Regions from separate parts of the Homo sapiens genome. Here region 2 is linked to region 1. The links are chromatin contacts, found by Hi-C or POLR2A ChIA-PET in ENCODE. All regions are on one chromosome and are shown on one strand. The core of a region is the stretch at or near the end of the contact, and the rest is flanking DNA. Distances in the headings are between cores, read along the strand shown. Region 1 overlaps LHFPL6 (LHFPL tetraspan subfamily member 6). Region 2 overlaps LHFPL6 (LHFPL tetraspan subfamily member 6).

Evidence for each region. A loop is a pair of places that touch in the nucleus more often than their neighbours do. ChIA-PET counts read pairs that join two places held with the same protein, here RNA polymerase II (POLR2A). Pooled maps may share reads with other maps.
Region 2: a map of Right ventricle myocardium inferior shows a loop between it and region 1 (2.5-fold over the local background). The contact joins two enhancer-like sites. A Hi-C loop is called at or near these places in 10 of 168 maps with a recorded cell type or tissue (IMR-90, OCI-LY7, Right ventricle myocardium inferior and 5 more) and 4 of 50 pooled maps. POLR2A ChIA-PET finds 5 or more read pairs at or near these places in 3 of 52 experiments (AG04450, OCI-LY7 and WTC11).

What each region holds. Positions count from the first base shown.
Region 1 is chr13:39,497,760-39,505,712 of GRCh38, reverse strand. The region is part of intron 2 of LHFPL6 (LHFPL tetraspan subfamily member 6); the gene reads left to right. It overlaps LOC105370170 (a long non-coding RNA gene), which reads right to left and starts at 407. Exons shown (of 4, transcript XR_007063765.1): 1 at 1-407. RefSeq lists enhancers at 6,181-6,825, 6,826-7,470. Within about 2 kb of position 3,877, at least 2 of the 41 ENCODE cell types and tissues checked have a DNase peak (open chromatin) inside an H3K27ac peak, as active enhancers do; they include heart right ventricle and left ventricle myocardium inferior, where a contact is called at or near this core.
Region 2 is chr13:39,573,371-39,581,323 of GRCh38, reverse strand. The region is part of intron 2 of LHFPL6 (LHFPL tetraspan subfamily member 6); the gene reads left to right. Among named protein-coding and RNA genes, the nearest start is that of LHFPL6, 26 kb to the left of the region's middle. Within about 2 kb of position 3,287, at least 3 of the 41 ENCODE cell types and tissues checked have a DNase peak (open chromatin) inside an H3K27ac peak, as active enhancers do; they include heart right ventricle and left ventricle myocardium inferior, where a contact is called at or near this core.

The DNA.
Region 1 (7,953 bases), core at 2,628-5,127:
TCCACAGCACCCCCAAACCTTGTTTGACACATTCGGTGAGAAGGAACTTGCTACCTCACTGTTACTGGATAGTTATATCAGAAAATTCATCCTTCTTTTAGCCAAAATCAGCCTCTCAGGAATTGAACTAGTTGATTAAACTCTGCCTTCTGGAGCCTCTGAGGATAAATCAAATCTGTTTCTGCCAGGAAGCCCTTCATGTGTTTTTTTTTTTTAGACAGTTCTCGTATCTCCTCTGAAGTTCTCTTTTCCTCCACCAAGTAACATAATCCTCATTTCTTTCAGTAGTTTGTCACTCAACCTCCTCTGGGGTCTTGCGCAATTCCTTATGCATAGTAGGCCTTCAGTGAATGTTTGAGTTGACAGATTCCTGACATCAATTATGTTCTGAGTTCCACTGAGATTCTACTGACAACTGTCTTCTACTCCGATTCCGCTCTCTAGAATGTGGAAATAGCAGTGATTCTGAGGATGTTTTCATGCTGATAACATCTATACCTGATTGATGTTAAACCATTCTCTTGACCTCACGTTTCCTCCTGGAATGGTTGACTGGTCCTCCCTTCCTTTCTCTTTTGCGTTTGCATCAATTCCCAGAGAAGAATGTTTAAGAGAAAAAGGTGTGTTTGTGTAAATGAATCTAAAATGAAAGATCTAGGAAAGAAGCCTAAGCTTTGGGGGAACATACAAGTCCTTTCATCTTTCCTAGTTGATGGAAAAAACTAGAAATTGTAGTTGTAGTTAAATTCATTTTAATTCATTCATTTATGTAATGAGCCAGGTCATTTTTATTTATTTCAGGAAGGTCATGTACATTGAAAATGACATTATACAATTTCCTCTGCGGTTTTGGCAGCATATATGACAGCAGGCAAAGATGTAGGGGAATATGCTTATTCCTGAGCATAAGTACTAGAATTAGAAGTGTGGGGTTTCCTCCCCAGTTTCATGTGTGACAGCACTAACCTTCAGTACCTCAGAATGTGACTGTATTTGCAGATAGTCTTTAAAAAGTTAATTAAGTTAAAATGAAGTCATTAGAGAGGGCCTTAATCCAATGTAACTGGTGTCCTTAGTAGAAGAGGAGAGTAGGATACAGACAAGTACAGAGGGAAGGACCATGTAGGATGAGCAAGAAGGGGACCACCTGCAATGCCAGCCAAGGAGAGAGGCCTCCGGAGAAACCAAACCTGCCAGCATCTTGATCTTGGACTTCCAGCCTCCAGAACTGTGGGAAAAGAATGTTTGTTGTTTAAGCCACCCAGTGTGTGATACTTCATATGTGAGCTCTAGTAAACTAATACAGCGAGGAAATCTTCTAATTTAAATTCTGAAATATGCAGTCGAATTAAGATTAAAGAAAAGATTTAAGATCCCATAAGATATAACTACAAATATTTGGTCATTAATGATAATGTTGGATCTACTAATCTTATTCATCTGGATTTATTAATCTGAAATAATACCAGTCCTTCCCATTTAAGTTTTGAAAGGAAAATTTATAAAACATTGTGATTAAACTATATGCTTTAAAACATTATTCTGTGCTACAGATATATTAATATAATTTAAAACATGTTAGTGATCCTTCCGGTGACTCACTGATGCCTTGCCTCACCACAGTCATATATTTATTATTTAGGTTGGTGCAAAAGCAATTTTTGCCATTAAAAGTGATGGCACTATCAAAGCTAACATTTTTGGCAATGGAATGATATACCAAAACTTCTAATTTTACCATGTTATCATCTTTCTTATTTATACATGGTCTGCCAGCATGTTTAATTGTTAGACTCTTCAAGAACTTTTGGAGGAAGCTTTTTGTATTTGACTTGTCAAAAGGCACATTCTGGGAAATTGATCTGGGCCCTAAATAGGCATTCAGCAAGTTATTGGCAAAATAAGTCTGCTTGTCAAACTGTGGGTGACCTACTAGTGAGTTGCAGCCAAGACTTAATAAAGTAAATTTGAATAGAATTGGATAGAGAATATCAGTGTACAGACATAGTAAGGTTACGTATTGTGTAAAATTTCTTTCAATTATATTCATTAATTCAACAAATATTGAGCACCTACTGCATACCAAGCACTGTTCTAGGTGCTTGGGATACATCATTAGACTGACAAAAATCCTTGGCCTCATGGAGCTTTCTCTGTAGTGGGAAAGATAAATAATAATTAGCACAATAAGTAAATTGTGTGGTATGTTAGAAGCTGATTGTGCTATGGCAAAAAGAAACAAAGTGGCAGGAGGGGATTGGGAGTTATGGTAGTATGTGGGGGGGATGGTTGCAATTTTAGATATTAATAAAATGGTCAGGTAGGCCTTATTGAGCTGCTGTTTGATCAGAGACAGGAGGCAAGAGAGTTGACCATGTGGATATCTGGAAGAAACGTGTTAGAGGCAGAGGGAACAGTCAGTGCAAAGGCACAAAGGTGGGAATTCCTAGAATGTCTGTAGAATGGCTGGGAGGCTAGTGCCTTTGTGAGGAATGAGGGAGGGAGCGATGTGTCCAGTGGTTGAGGGTGCCGGGTCAGGTAGCATTTATAAGTCACTGTAAGCATTCTGGCTGTTCTGAGTGCAGCTTGGAACCACCCAGAGTTCTGGGCATAGGACTCACATATGTATGGATTGTAATTGAAAATGCATTTATTGGCTAGGTGTGGTGGCTTGTGGCTGTAATCCCAGCACTTTGGAAGGCCAAGGTGGGAGGACTGCTTGAACCCAGTAGTTTGAGTCTGCCATAAGCTATGATCGCACCACTGCCCTCAAACCTGGGTGACAGAGCAAGACCTTGTCTCTAAAATAAATAAATAAGATACAACAATAATAAATACAAATTTAAAAAAGAAAATGTATTTATTACTCTGGAAAAGACTAGAAGAGACTGTCATGTTAAGGAATCTGTAAAAGTCCCATTAAATGGAGTTTCTGTGTTTAGTATGTTGGGAGTTCCACAAATGGTCTTTTAACTTTTGATACTGGTTTACCAAACCTGAGGGAAAATAGAATCACTTGGGGCTTTTTAAAGATCCTGTGTTCCAGCTTCACCCTCACCCTGGACTTACTAGCTCAAAACGTATGTGTGTGTGTGTTTTAGAGACAAGGTCTTGCTCTGACTGGAGTGCAGTGGCTTGATCATGGCTCACTGGAGCCTCAAGCTCCTGAGCTCAAGTGACCCACCCACCTCAGCCTCCTGAGTAGCTGGAACCACAGGCGCGCCACCATGCCTATTTTTTTTTTTTTTTAATTTTTTGTAGAGACGGAGTCTCACCATGTTTCCCAGGCTGGTCTCGAACTCCTGGGCTCAAGCGATCCTGCCGCATTGGCCTCTCAAAGTGCTGCGATTACAGGTGTGAGCCATTGTGCCTGGCCAAAATGTGTATTTTTAATATGCTGCTGAGTTGACTCTTGTATGATCAGGAGGAGCATTTGCGAATCACTGATTTTTTGAAAAATCTGAGTTCAGTTTCTGCCACTTCCTAGCAGTCAGGCATTGGCCAAGCTACTTAACCTCTAGCCTCAGAGCCTTCCTGGCAAGGCCATTTTGAGGTGTTTGTGCACCATCTGTGACACACACAGCAAACACTGTAAATGGGAGCCATGTAGGGCCTGGGGATTTTCCCCAGTGTGGCACTTCAGAATCAGAACAAGTGATAAGGAATCCACAAGAGAGTGATTTACAAGAAAACAGAGTTCTGCCCATGAACAATTAGTTGTACTGCAGACCTCCTGGGCCCTTGGCTCACTGTCCTGCGAGAGTCATGTGGCCTGGTGAAATCTGTGAGCCCAGGTCCCCTTTGATCTGGCTAATTATAGTGAAGCATGGAAAAAATGTTAATTGCTTGACTCTTGGCTCCTCTTTTTCTTAGCCTCATGCTTCTCTGCCCTGGTTCGCTCTGGGCCAGCCTCTTGTCAAGCTTTTGAACACATGGTTGATGTCTCTTTAGAAACTCCATGACCACACTAAGAGCAGGGGTTCCAGCCTGCCCTCTCCATGGGGTAAATGGAGAGAAAACATTTCAACTCATGAATCTTGTTTCTCCATACCTCACCCACCCCCAACCCCTCTTTTTTTGTGAAATGCCACAAATAACCATCCTCAACAGTGTCAATAAAGTTGAGAATCCCATAGATAGAGCCTGGGGGGAAGCCTCAATATGTTTTGTAGGAAAATTGTAAATAATTGTTAGGGGGGAAGGTAATGGAGCAAGTTTAAGCCCATTGTCTAATTTCTTTTAAAGCACAGACTCTCTAAACATTGAATTTTAATTGAATTCGGGAGGCAGAAGGAAAAAATACATTCTATGATGTAAAAAAAAATTCTGGGCTGTTTAGAGAAAGATAATTTCAAACACTGTAGCGCAAAGTAATAGAATAAGATACGAGAAAGGATAGCGTGAGAGGCTGGCACTATACTGAATGGTGTATCCACATAGGAGGTATTGTGGCAGAGTTCAAAGAACCCTGGACTGGGAATCAAAAGGCCTGCTTACTAGTCCAGCTTTAGACACCGACTTCCTGTTGCTAACAGCAAATATAACAACACCGGGAATAACAGAACAGATCGGGCACCTATGATGTGGGCTTCTGAATCTAGACCTCAAAGGTGCCCACACTTTTCTCAACAACTAAGATAGAGGAAAGGATGAGACTCCAGGGCAGTGGTCCCCAAAGGAGAGCATCAACATCACTTGGGAATGTGTTAGAAATTCACATTGTCACGCCCCACCCCAGACTTACTGAAAAACAAATTGTGGAGGTAGAGCCCAGCAATCTGTGTTTTCCTAAGTTTTCCAGGTGATTCTCATGCTCACTCAAATCTGAAAATCACTGGTCTGAGAGACACAATCCAAATTTCTTGTCCAAGTTTAATTTATGTTTAATACTATGTGAAATACTGGGTTTGCTTTTGGTCAGAATACTTAATTTATTTTGAAATTAAAAGAGGTGTCAAATTTTTATACTTATCAAGAGGCGTAGTATACATTTTAAAAGGTTTGAGAACATTTAATATACAATTCATGGGCCTTTTCTTAAGAAATTTATGATTTAATTGAGGGAATGACATCCTTGTTAATCTATCAGCAGGTGCATAATAAGGAATACAGGAAATGAGCTAGTGCCGATGGAAGTAGAAAGAAGAATTGAGATGGGGGCCGGGCACGGTGGCTTATGCCTATAATGCCAGAACTTTGGGAGTCTGGGAGGTGGGAGGATCGCTTGAGCCCAGGAATTTGAGAGCAGTCTGGGCCACATAGAGAGACCTCATCTCTACACAAAATAAAAATTTATCCAGGCATGGTGGCATGCACCTATAGTCCCAGACACAAAATAAAAAATTAGCCAGGCATGATGGCATGCACCTATAGTCCCAGCTACTTGGGAGGCTGAAGTGGAAGGATCTTGAGCCCAGGAGGTCGAGGCTGCAGTGAGCTGTGATTGCACCACCACTGCACTCCAGCCTGGGCAACAGAGCAAGACCCTGTCTCAAAATAAAACAAACAAAAAAAATAAACAAACAACCCCAATAAAATAAAAAAAGCAAAATGCAAAGGGCTTATACCTGGAAAGTGAGATGATGAAGGGTTTGAAGAAACATACTGAGGCAGGACCTTGGGGGTCAAGACAGAGAGAAACTGGCTTATCTGGGGGTAAAAAGGACCCAACTGGTAAGAGAGAGGAGTTTGATTAAAAAAAAAAAGAATAAACTCATTTGGATTTTGCAGGAAACTTTCTAGAATCCTGGACAAAATAGCACAACAGAAGGATTCTCAAGTAAGAGTGTCATGTCAACAATGTGTGTGATTGTGTCAGGCATGACCGTTTCAGCTGCACGTGACAAAAACCCAATTCAAAGTAGTTGGATCAAAAAAGAATTTATTGGCTCAAGTTACTGAAGACCAAAGATAGCCTGGCTTTCAGCCTGCTGGATCCAGGGGCTCTGGCAAAGTCACGATTTATGGGTCTCTTCTTACCATCTCTGTGCCAGCTCCTTTCTCAGGGAGGTGCCTTTCTCCAGCACTAAGCTGATGGCTAGAAGCTCCAGGCCTACATCCAATTCTCAGAAACCCAGGTAGTGTCCTAGAATTGAGCCTCTGGTTTCAGACAGGCTAGACCAGGTTCACGTCTCTCCTGAAAGGGTGGCGTATAGGGCCATCTACACCTGGACCTCGTGGACTGAGAGTGGGCATGGGCTGGTTCTGTTTTAAATAGGAATGTGGTTATCTGAAAAGAGGCGCTGAGGATGCCTGGGCTGCAGGTCTGTTCTCTCAAGGGATGGTGAAGGGAGGAGAGGACTGAGGAAGGAAGACCAGCAAGGAGGCTGCTGCCATGATCCAGGTACAAAGTAATGAAGGCCTGGCTTGGAGTCATTTCTGTAAAACCCAAGAGGACAAACTTTGACCATCACTGTAAACAAATAATCACTATGACTTCTAACAGGGTTAATAAAAGAAAAACAGCTCATTGCCATGCCTTGAGTATAGAAAAGAGATTGGTTGGTGCTCTTAATAGTCATCATGAGGTTAAGAAGTTTGGGGAAAAGGCAGGCCGGGTGCGTGGTACACGCCTGTAATCTTAGCACTTTGGGAGGCCTAGGCAGGTGGATCACCTGAGGTCAGGAGTTCAAGACCAGCCTGGTCAACATGGCAAAACCACGTCTCCACAAAAATACAAAAAAATTTAGCCGGACGTGGTGGTGCGCTCCTGTAATCCCAGCTACCTGGGGGGCTGAGGGAGGAGAATCAGTCGAACCTGGGAGGTGGAGGTTGCAGTGAGCTGAGATCGCGTCACTGCACTCCAGCCTGGATGGCAGAGCAAGGCTTTGTCTCACAAAAGAAAAGAAAAAGAAGTTTGGGGAAAAGGCAAAGCCTCACAATATCACCATGGGAGGTTTTTGTAGTTGCTGGTGGGAGATCCAAGGTGCATAGTTCATCTCTGTGGACAGAGAGGTAGAACTATGGACTTCACTCCTTGCACCCTTTATCCTTGAATTGTTAGCACAGAGAGCTGGCAGTGCCTTTTTGTTACCTTTGTTAAATTAGATATTTGGGGGCTTGTTTATCTCTTCCTAATGTAGCTTTACGCTTTGAGAGCTGGGCTGTGTTTTGGACTTCCCAACCACAGCTGCATACTTGAATTATTCAGACTTTCAGTCTCTACTGATCTTCTCTCCCTGATTTTAAACTTTGTATTAAATAAATCTGAACGAGAAAAAGGGGCCAATATGCCTTTTAGAATTAAAAAGGATCCTGATACCCCCTACTGTTCTATGTGTAGATAGAAAACGTGCAAATCATTTGAAGTACTTTAACAAATAGGATGTGATTAGCTTGTGTCAGCCAGGTTTAGCACAACCCTCTACAGAGTAGGTGCTTGGTAAATGCTCTTTACTTTAATGGAGAAGGTGACTAGGAAACAAAAAAGGTTTTCAGTTGATTCTGAGTTGGGCATGGGGTAAGTCCGGTCTTAGGGGAAAGTCACTTGTTCTCTGGAGGTTTAATTAGAAACTGGACCACTTACTTTTTGTGGAGTGGTTTGGGAGTAATCACCAGAAGCAGAGTAAAATACTTGGAAATTAAAGAGATACTAAAATGTTAAATGTGCCATATGGTAATAAAGTTTTAGAGCAAAATGGAAATGTTCGATGGTTTTTAATCTCGTGACTGATAGGGACTCTAGGTGGGGTTAATTTATCATAGTTCGCTGCAGAGGCTTCAGTTGTAGCTAAGAAGAGCAAAGCTTTACAAGTGTATACTAGCACTAAAATCAGTGTCTTCATTAGAGTATTAATCGTGTAGAAGTGGGAATTAAACTTGGCAACATGACAGAGAAGCTGACATCAGAGTTATTAAATTAAAAAGATTGCTACTGAAATTAAATCAGATAATGCTATTACTGTCATCTCTGGCACTCTCAACAGTATAAAGAGAGAGGAGAAAATAAACCCT
Region 2 (7,953 bases), core at 2,038-4,537, 76 kb before region 1:
GATGTACATTTGACTTCAGTGTAATTTCAGACAATTGTACTTTGTGTGGAGTGGTTTTACCATAATAATCTTGCAGTCCAGATGAGGCAGATCTGGAACTCTGAATCTGATGGGATTCTAAGATGGTGGAAAATATTGGACCAGGGAAATATTTTCATTTCTCTATACTTTCCTTATTTAGCTTGTTAGGCTTGTAGGGTTTGGCAGATTGTTTCTGTAGCATTACTTACAGCATGGGATTAGAATAACATTTTCCCCCCATGTGGGATGCTTTAGGATTTTACATGCAGTCAGATTCCAGAAAAAACTGTTTCCTCAAGTCTGTAAGTAAAATGAAGTGTTAGTACTTTTTTCTTGTATTAGCAAGTCTTAAAGTACCACCTTTATTCGTGTGTTCACATTACTCTATGGCCATGTGTTGTCGTGCAAAGCAAATGAACAGAGGATCTGGACAGACAGGGTTAAATTCTGCTGTTCATCAGTTTCCTGGTTCTGGACAAGTTACAGACTCTTGGCCTCAGGTCCTTTGTTTACAGGATGTAATAGTAATATTAGGTCCTAATAGTAATATTAACTCTTTGAATTTTTGTGAAGTTTAAAAACATGTAAGTTACCTAATATCAGGCATGATAAAGTAGATTCCCAATAAATGGTCGCTATTACCAACAGTTGGTTACATAAATATTTATTGAATCCTGCTCTGTGCCAGGAAACATTCTAGATATTGGGGGTAACGTAATGAACAGAAGCAGACTAAGAAAGAACAGTAAAGAATTATAAAGAACTGTAAAGGAAGAACTACAAAGAAAGGACTTTGGTTCTATTTTCATCTACTTTTAGTTTTCTATTGCTTTCCCACTGCATTTCCTTAGCTAGCTGATTTTTGGACTTGTAATATTCTTATTAGTAGGTGACTTCTTATTCAGGACGTGGTAAATATACTGTGTTACTAGATATATTTGACCTCCACAGATCATAATTTGAGATGCCATGCAGATATCCTTATGCATGTTCTCAGTGTCTGGACAAGTTTTTTTTTTAACACCTGTCACCACATAATGGGTTTTCTTACTTCTGATGGCATTTTAAATATCATCTGTCCCTTCTGTGAGACCCCATCTTTAATTCCCCATCTCTCTTCCCATATGCTTTCATGTGTTTATAGTCTGATTACTACCTGTTCATAAATTTGTATTTTTATCTCTTTTGCATAACCACTGAGACCAATTAAAAGTACAATTAGTTCTTTAGAGTTCTAAGTCAACTAATGCCAGCTGCTTTTAATATGGCACTTCGTAATATACAATAAATGTTTATATACATTTTCTCATTTAATCTTAAGATTCTGCTGCAGCTTTGTGCTTGAAACTGTGATAGGTACTATGGGAACAAAGAAGTAAATGTACTACAGGGCTGTGACCCTGAGGAGTTTATAAATTCATTGCTTTGGTCAGTAGACTCTTTTCCTCAGAAAGATGCCATTGTTATTCTACCAACAGCAAGCTTCAGTATCATGTTATATTGCTAGATCGTTATTCTATCTTCACAAAATGAAACTTGCCAGTGATATTTGCAGGTGTATGTTGAAGTGATATTTTCTAAGATTAGGGCTCAATTGAGGGGTTTCGGAGCTTTCATTTCTGATCCTCGGGGGAATTGAGCAAAATAAAAAGAAAATAATATCTTTGATGGTTGTATATAATTCTTTAAAAACTGTAACAAGTATATTATTAGAAAAAGATAAAAAAATTTTTGAAATTGATGTCAGAAATGGGACAGAAGAATGTGCTGTAAAACTGAATTAATCTGAAACTAGAAGCTGAATCTGATAGAATGACAAGAAATTTCATTGTCTTGAATTTACTATAAGAGAGTTACTTAATGTAGTATATACCTCTATGTCATGGAAGCATGCTGTTACAAGAGTCATGTCCTGCTGGGTCATGACCTGCTGGGTGACCATTTAAAAAGCCTTCTGGCATTAAATATTGTTCTCGTTTAGTGTCCTGATGCACTATCACATTTGTTTCAAAATGGCTCAGAAGACTTGTGGTGGGTGGAGAGTATCTGCCCTTGGCCTGGGCTCCCTTCCTGCATGCCTGCCTCACTCCTATGCAGCCTCATGTTGCTGCCAGAGTAATCCTCTTGGGTGTGAGCATGGCCCTTTCATGCTCAAAATACCTTGGCTGCTCCCTGTAAGATAAAGACCTCCTACAGTGTTACCCCAGGCACTACTGGACATATTACCATCCATTCACCCCGGTCTTGTTTATTCTACTTTAGCCACACTGAATCTTCTGATGTTTCTTGTGCACTAGTTACACGAGAGGTTACATAAGATTAGAATAACATTGTTGTGCCTTTGCTGAACGCTGTTCCCTTCACCTTTCTCTCCTCTCTTCACAGACCCCAAACCTATTTGCCTTTTAAGGCCTGGTTTGAATGTTGACTTATCCATGAAGTCTCCTCTGATTGCCCAGCTGGAGGGAATCTTCTCTTTCCTGAGCTCCTGGGAAACTTTATGAGCAATGTTTTTGGTGGGGATTTGGGAGAGCACCATCTACCACAGATGACTGTCAGCTCCCCTGGCCCCCGACTGTGGCCTCTTAGCATAACCTGTACCTGTCACAATTTTTATATGCATTTGAATGATGACTTGTTGAAACGTATTCTGGAAACTTTTGAATTCAGGTGTTTACCTGAGCAAGATACTGATTTGGGGTTCATGACTTGCTTGCCCCGTGTCCTCTGTGTTGTGCTGGTAATTTCCTTCCTTCCTTTGGCTAAGTCACTTCTTGTGTCCATCACTCTCACACCTCATGGCACAATGCAGATTCTATGCAGTTTTCTGTCTTGGATGCCAATGACTGAATGCTTAAAATAAAATTCTGTTTAAATGTATATATCTCTGGTCAAGTTAATTTCAAAAGACGATTTTCTTATATCTGTTCCTACTTTAGTTGCACTCATACAGACAGCACAGAAATGCCCAACAGTTGAACATGTTACTGTGAGGTAGTCCGCGGCTGTTGCTTTATGCTGATTTAATCATTTCTGTCAGGGGTCTTTAGTAGGGTGCTTTTGTCCTATCACTCCATGATGATTGATTCAACCATTTACTTTAGATAACAACTAACTTGGTTGCTCTTTTCCTGGAAAGGAAAAGAGAAATTTCCAGTGATATGGGTTGAGACATGCTGCCCGTGTGTATTTTAAAGGTGGTGAATGCACTGAGAACACTTCTCTTCAATTCAGTCTTGGTTGATGGATAACGTGTCTTTTCTGGCAAGCTGCCAGGACATGCTTGTTTGTGTGCTACCAGACATTTCTATTTTAAAATATTATCAAATGTCAGCATTAATATTGAGTTGTTGGGGCTGGGCTCATGGGATTACAGGCTTATGCTTGTAATCCCAGCACTTTGGGTGGCTGAGGTGGGCAGATTGCTAGAGGTCAGGAGTTTGAGACCAGCCTGGCCAACATGGTGAAACTCCGTCTCTACTAAAAAAAAAAAGTACAGAAATTAGCTGGATATGGTGGCATGCACCTGTAGCTAGTCCCACCCTTGGGAGGCTGAAGCAGGAGAATCACTTGAACCTGGGAGGCGGAGGTTGCAGCGAGCCAAGATAGCGCCACTACATTCTAGCGTGGGCGACAGAGTGAGACTCTGTCTTAAAAAAAAAAATTGAGTTGTTGGAAAGATACTCATAAGCCACCAATTAATGCAGATGTTGTGTTTTTCATTAAGACCATCACACCAGACTGCCTCTCATAGATGATCCAAATACATCTAATGGGATAATAGCTCACTGGGGTGCTTAGAGCTTGATACTTAGAGACAAGTGGAGCTCTTGAATGTGTGTGCACATTGAGTTTCATTCTTTTAACTTGTACTTGGAAGCACATATGCTCCTTTCTAAAATGCTAACCTTTCCAAATTTGAAAAGCAGTTTCCTGAAATGCGTACACTTGGCCCTCAAGTACTTGCTACTTCAATTTTCCTTGGAGGAACACTGCTTTCTCACTTAGGGTGTAGCCTGTTGGAGAGAAGGCGGGGGTGCTCTGGAAGACCAGGAGGAGCAGCAAAATCAGGTATATTTGTTCAATTTAGGAATACTGTAACCTTCTTAACTGCCCAGTGAAATTTTTGTTAAAGTTTTAAAGGTCACATTAGCACTTAAGTATTTTTCTAAGTGTTATCATTTTTCACTGTTTTGTTTTTTCTTTTCATTTTTAACTCCATGAAGATCGTGAGTTTATCTGTCTTATTGGAGCGTTTTGCATCTTTAGCACACAGTAGGTCTCAACAGATTAGGACATTGGGTGAATGAATGAATAAACACATTCTGTTGGTAAGAAGGTAAGGGTAATAGAATAATAATGTTCATATATCTAATGCAGGACTGGTGATATAATTTGGGAGACTGAATACAAAATGAAAATGCAGGGCTCCTTGTTCAAAAATTATTAAGAGCCCAAGCAACGTAATGAGACATTGTCTCTAGAAAAAAAATTTGTTTAAATTGGCTGGGCATGATGGTGCATGCCTGTAGTCCTAGCTACTCAGGAGGCCGAGTTGTGAGGATCACTTGAACCTAGGAAGTCGAGGCTGCAGTGAGCCATGATCACCCCACTGCACTCCAGCCTGGGCAATGGAGTGAGACCCTGTCTCAAAAAAAATTATTAAGAATTTCAAGATGATGACAGCAGAACAAGTGTGACCCTCTGGAGCTGCACGGGTCAGAAATCATGAAGCCACTCTTTTGTAATGCAGAAAAAAGCCAGAGATTTGAATTCCCATTTTTTATTTTTGCTTGTGAAGTAAGCATACTTTATTCTTTGTTTTCCAGTTAATAGTATGAAAGCTTTGCTTCTTTGCTTCCTAGTGAAATAGGGAGAACAGCTATTTAATACTAGTACCTGTCACACCACAAATTGGAACTAATGCTTAATTTACCATCTTTGATGTCAGCCTCCACCAGTTTTCTTAGCACAAAATTTAAAGCAGTAAACTCTACCAACCTAAGCAATCTATTCTCATTCATGGCCCCAGTATTTTTACTGACTTTAACTGTGCTGTACTAGTAAATCATTTTGACCCAAACCTAGTCTGTATGAACTCTGTTAAAATGATTTTAAATTAGAGCAGTGAAAAATGGGCTTATTTCCTCTACTTTTGGAGACATAGGAACAAGTCCCAAATGGAATTGCCAAAGAGCCACTGGTCCCAGGAAGAGGTAAGCGAAACCTTCACATTTAAGAAATCCCCTGGGGTAGGTTTCGTTTACAAGTAAAATTGAATTGTAATAAAGCAGAAGGAAGAGATGCCTCCTCTAGGGCTCCTTGCAAGGTAGATAAACCTGAATAGAAAGTAAATGTTGGCCCCTCTGTGGTCTCCACACATTTGAAAGTAAACTGGTAATTTCTAATCAGACGTGTCAGCACAGATAATCCTTCAGCTGCTGAACGTCAATCTGAAGATAGGAGCAGGCTAGAGTCTGCACCAGGGCTGTCCTGTGGTTAGAAGTGAGACATAAGGAGAAACCGTGCACACCCGGGCAGAAGCGAACCGGACCCCACAGCGGAAGGAGCTCCCCACTCCACAGCTGTCCCCATGTCCTTCCCACTTCGGAATTTTGAACTTTTTGACCGGCAAATTGCTACCCCAGTTCTTTGCTGCTTCTTTTCCTTTAGTTGACTGCCTGATTCACAGCGTTATCACTTGTTACTAAAAGCTAGGGCTTTTAGAATTAAAATGAAGCTAAAAATAAATCTGGCCACTTGGACTTCTTAATTTTGAAACATAGAGATGTCATAGTAAATTAGCAAGGAGTTGTGACTAAAATGATATCTTATGACTATTTGTGGATTTTCATGATACTAGTTTTTAATTTTAACACTAATCTTTAATTTTAATATAGATAAAGAAATGCTAGTAGTCTGGAGGAAAATGTATTAAAAATCGTTCCTTAACTGTGCGCTAAAGTCTGAAATACAAGTAAGGGTACAAATAGTTTCAGAAATGATTGTCCTGGGGGTATTAGCAGAATCACAAACCAAAATATAACACGTCATCTTTCAGTCTTTACATCTGTGCTCTGCTATTCCCAGGAAAGGTAGTATAGCTCTGGTTACCCGTGTATGTGGTCATCATTGTGTTTTCATTTGATGAGGTATCCTGTAACAAAGACAGAGAGGGACAGGCGGGGAATAGAATGGAAATTTCTTAGACCCACCTGTATTTTTTTTTTTCTTGAGATGGAGTTTGCTCTGTCGCGAGGCCAAAGTGCAGTAGCGCTATCTCGGCTCACTGCAACCTCTGCCTCCCAGATTCAAGTGATTCTCATGCCTCAGCCACCTGAGTAGCTGGGATTACCGGCGTGCACCACCACACCCAGCTGATTTTTGATTTTTAGTAGAGACAGGGTTTCACCATGATGGCCAGACTGGTCTCCAACTCCTGACCTCGGGTAATCCACCCATCTCGGCCTCCCAAAGTGCTAAGATTATAGGCGTGAGCCACCACTCCTGGCCCCACCTGTTTTTTGATGAAGGAATCACACTGCCTCATTCTTGCTGGTACACTTGCCAGTACACTTGCCTTGCACATCCAGCCTCTTGTACATCCATATCAATTTGCAGAAATCTCAGTATGTCATCATCCAGCTAACTATGGATGCGAGACCTTGCTCTGCAGTGCAGCTAGGAGAACAAGATTTTAACACGCAAAAATCGTTGAATAATCAATTAATGAATAGTCCAAATAATATGAAATATGACCTATTATTTACACACCATGGGTGGAACATGTTTATTTGTAATCTTTTTTTTTTTTTTTTTTGAGACGGAGTCTTGATCTGTCACCCAGGCTGGAGTGCAGTGGCACGATCTCAGCTCACTGCAAGCTCCGCCTCTTGGGGTTCACGCCATTCTGCTGCCTCAGCCTCCTGAGTAGCTGGGACTACAGGTGCCCACCACCACATCTGGCTAATTTTTTGTATTTTTAGTAGAGACGGGGTTTCACCATGTTAGCCAGGATGATCTTGTTCTCCTGACCTTGTGATCCGCCCGCCTCGGCCTCCCAAAGTGCTGGGATTACAGGCGTGAGCCACCGCGCCCGGCCTTGTTTGTAATCTTTACTATATCTTTCTAAGATAGTGTGGGCCCTGTTTCACAGATGTGAAAGCCGAGGTTTAGAGAAGTCAGGAGTATGCAGCAGGCTACTGGCTGAGCTGGAATTCAAATATGGATCAGGTGCGTCAAAATCTGTTCCTTCCCATTATAATATGCCCCTTCCCTGTCTCGCACACAGATGAATTATAGTGAAGCTATATACTTTCTGTTGGGAGATACTTCATTTTTCTCTGGAATGATGAGAGAAGGTGCCTTGGACCCGTATGTAAACCTGGCGATATATGGTTTGCAAAAATGATAGAGGAAAAATATTTCAAAAATAATAAACAGAGGAAAAATATTTCAAGCTTCCTTTTTATGTTTTATAATTATTTCCTATAAAGTTTCAAAGTGATTAACTATTAGCCTACTCATAAATATTAATATTGGAAGGAATTTACTAGATGCAATATTATTTCTTTTTTTTTCTTTAGTTATTTTTCCTAGATGCAAGATTATTTCCAGTCCCTTTTGTGTGGGGCAAAGTAGAATAAAGATAACACTGTAATTAAAAAACTTGTGATGTTAAACCGAAAGTATTTTGTAAAAAGTTATACCATGTAAAAGAAGGGCATTTAAAGTTCTAACCTTCAAGCTCAGAAAATTTTCTATTTACAACTATGGCTGCTTTTCCTTAGGTGGAGATATGCATTCATAAATTTTAATCTATTTTGATGATTATTGTTCTATTAAAATAGTTTTCTTTATTCTATATTTTCATTAAGATCTTCCAATTATTTTTCTGGTCCCAGAACAAACTCCATGTGAACGGTTCTTTTT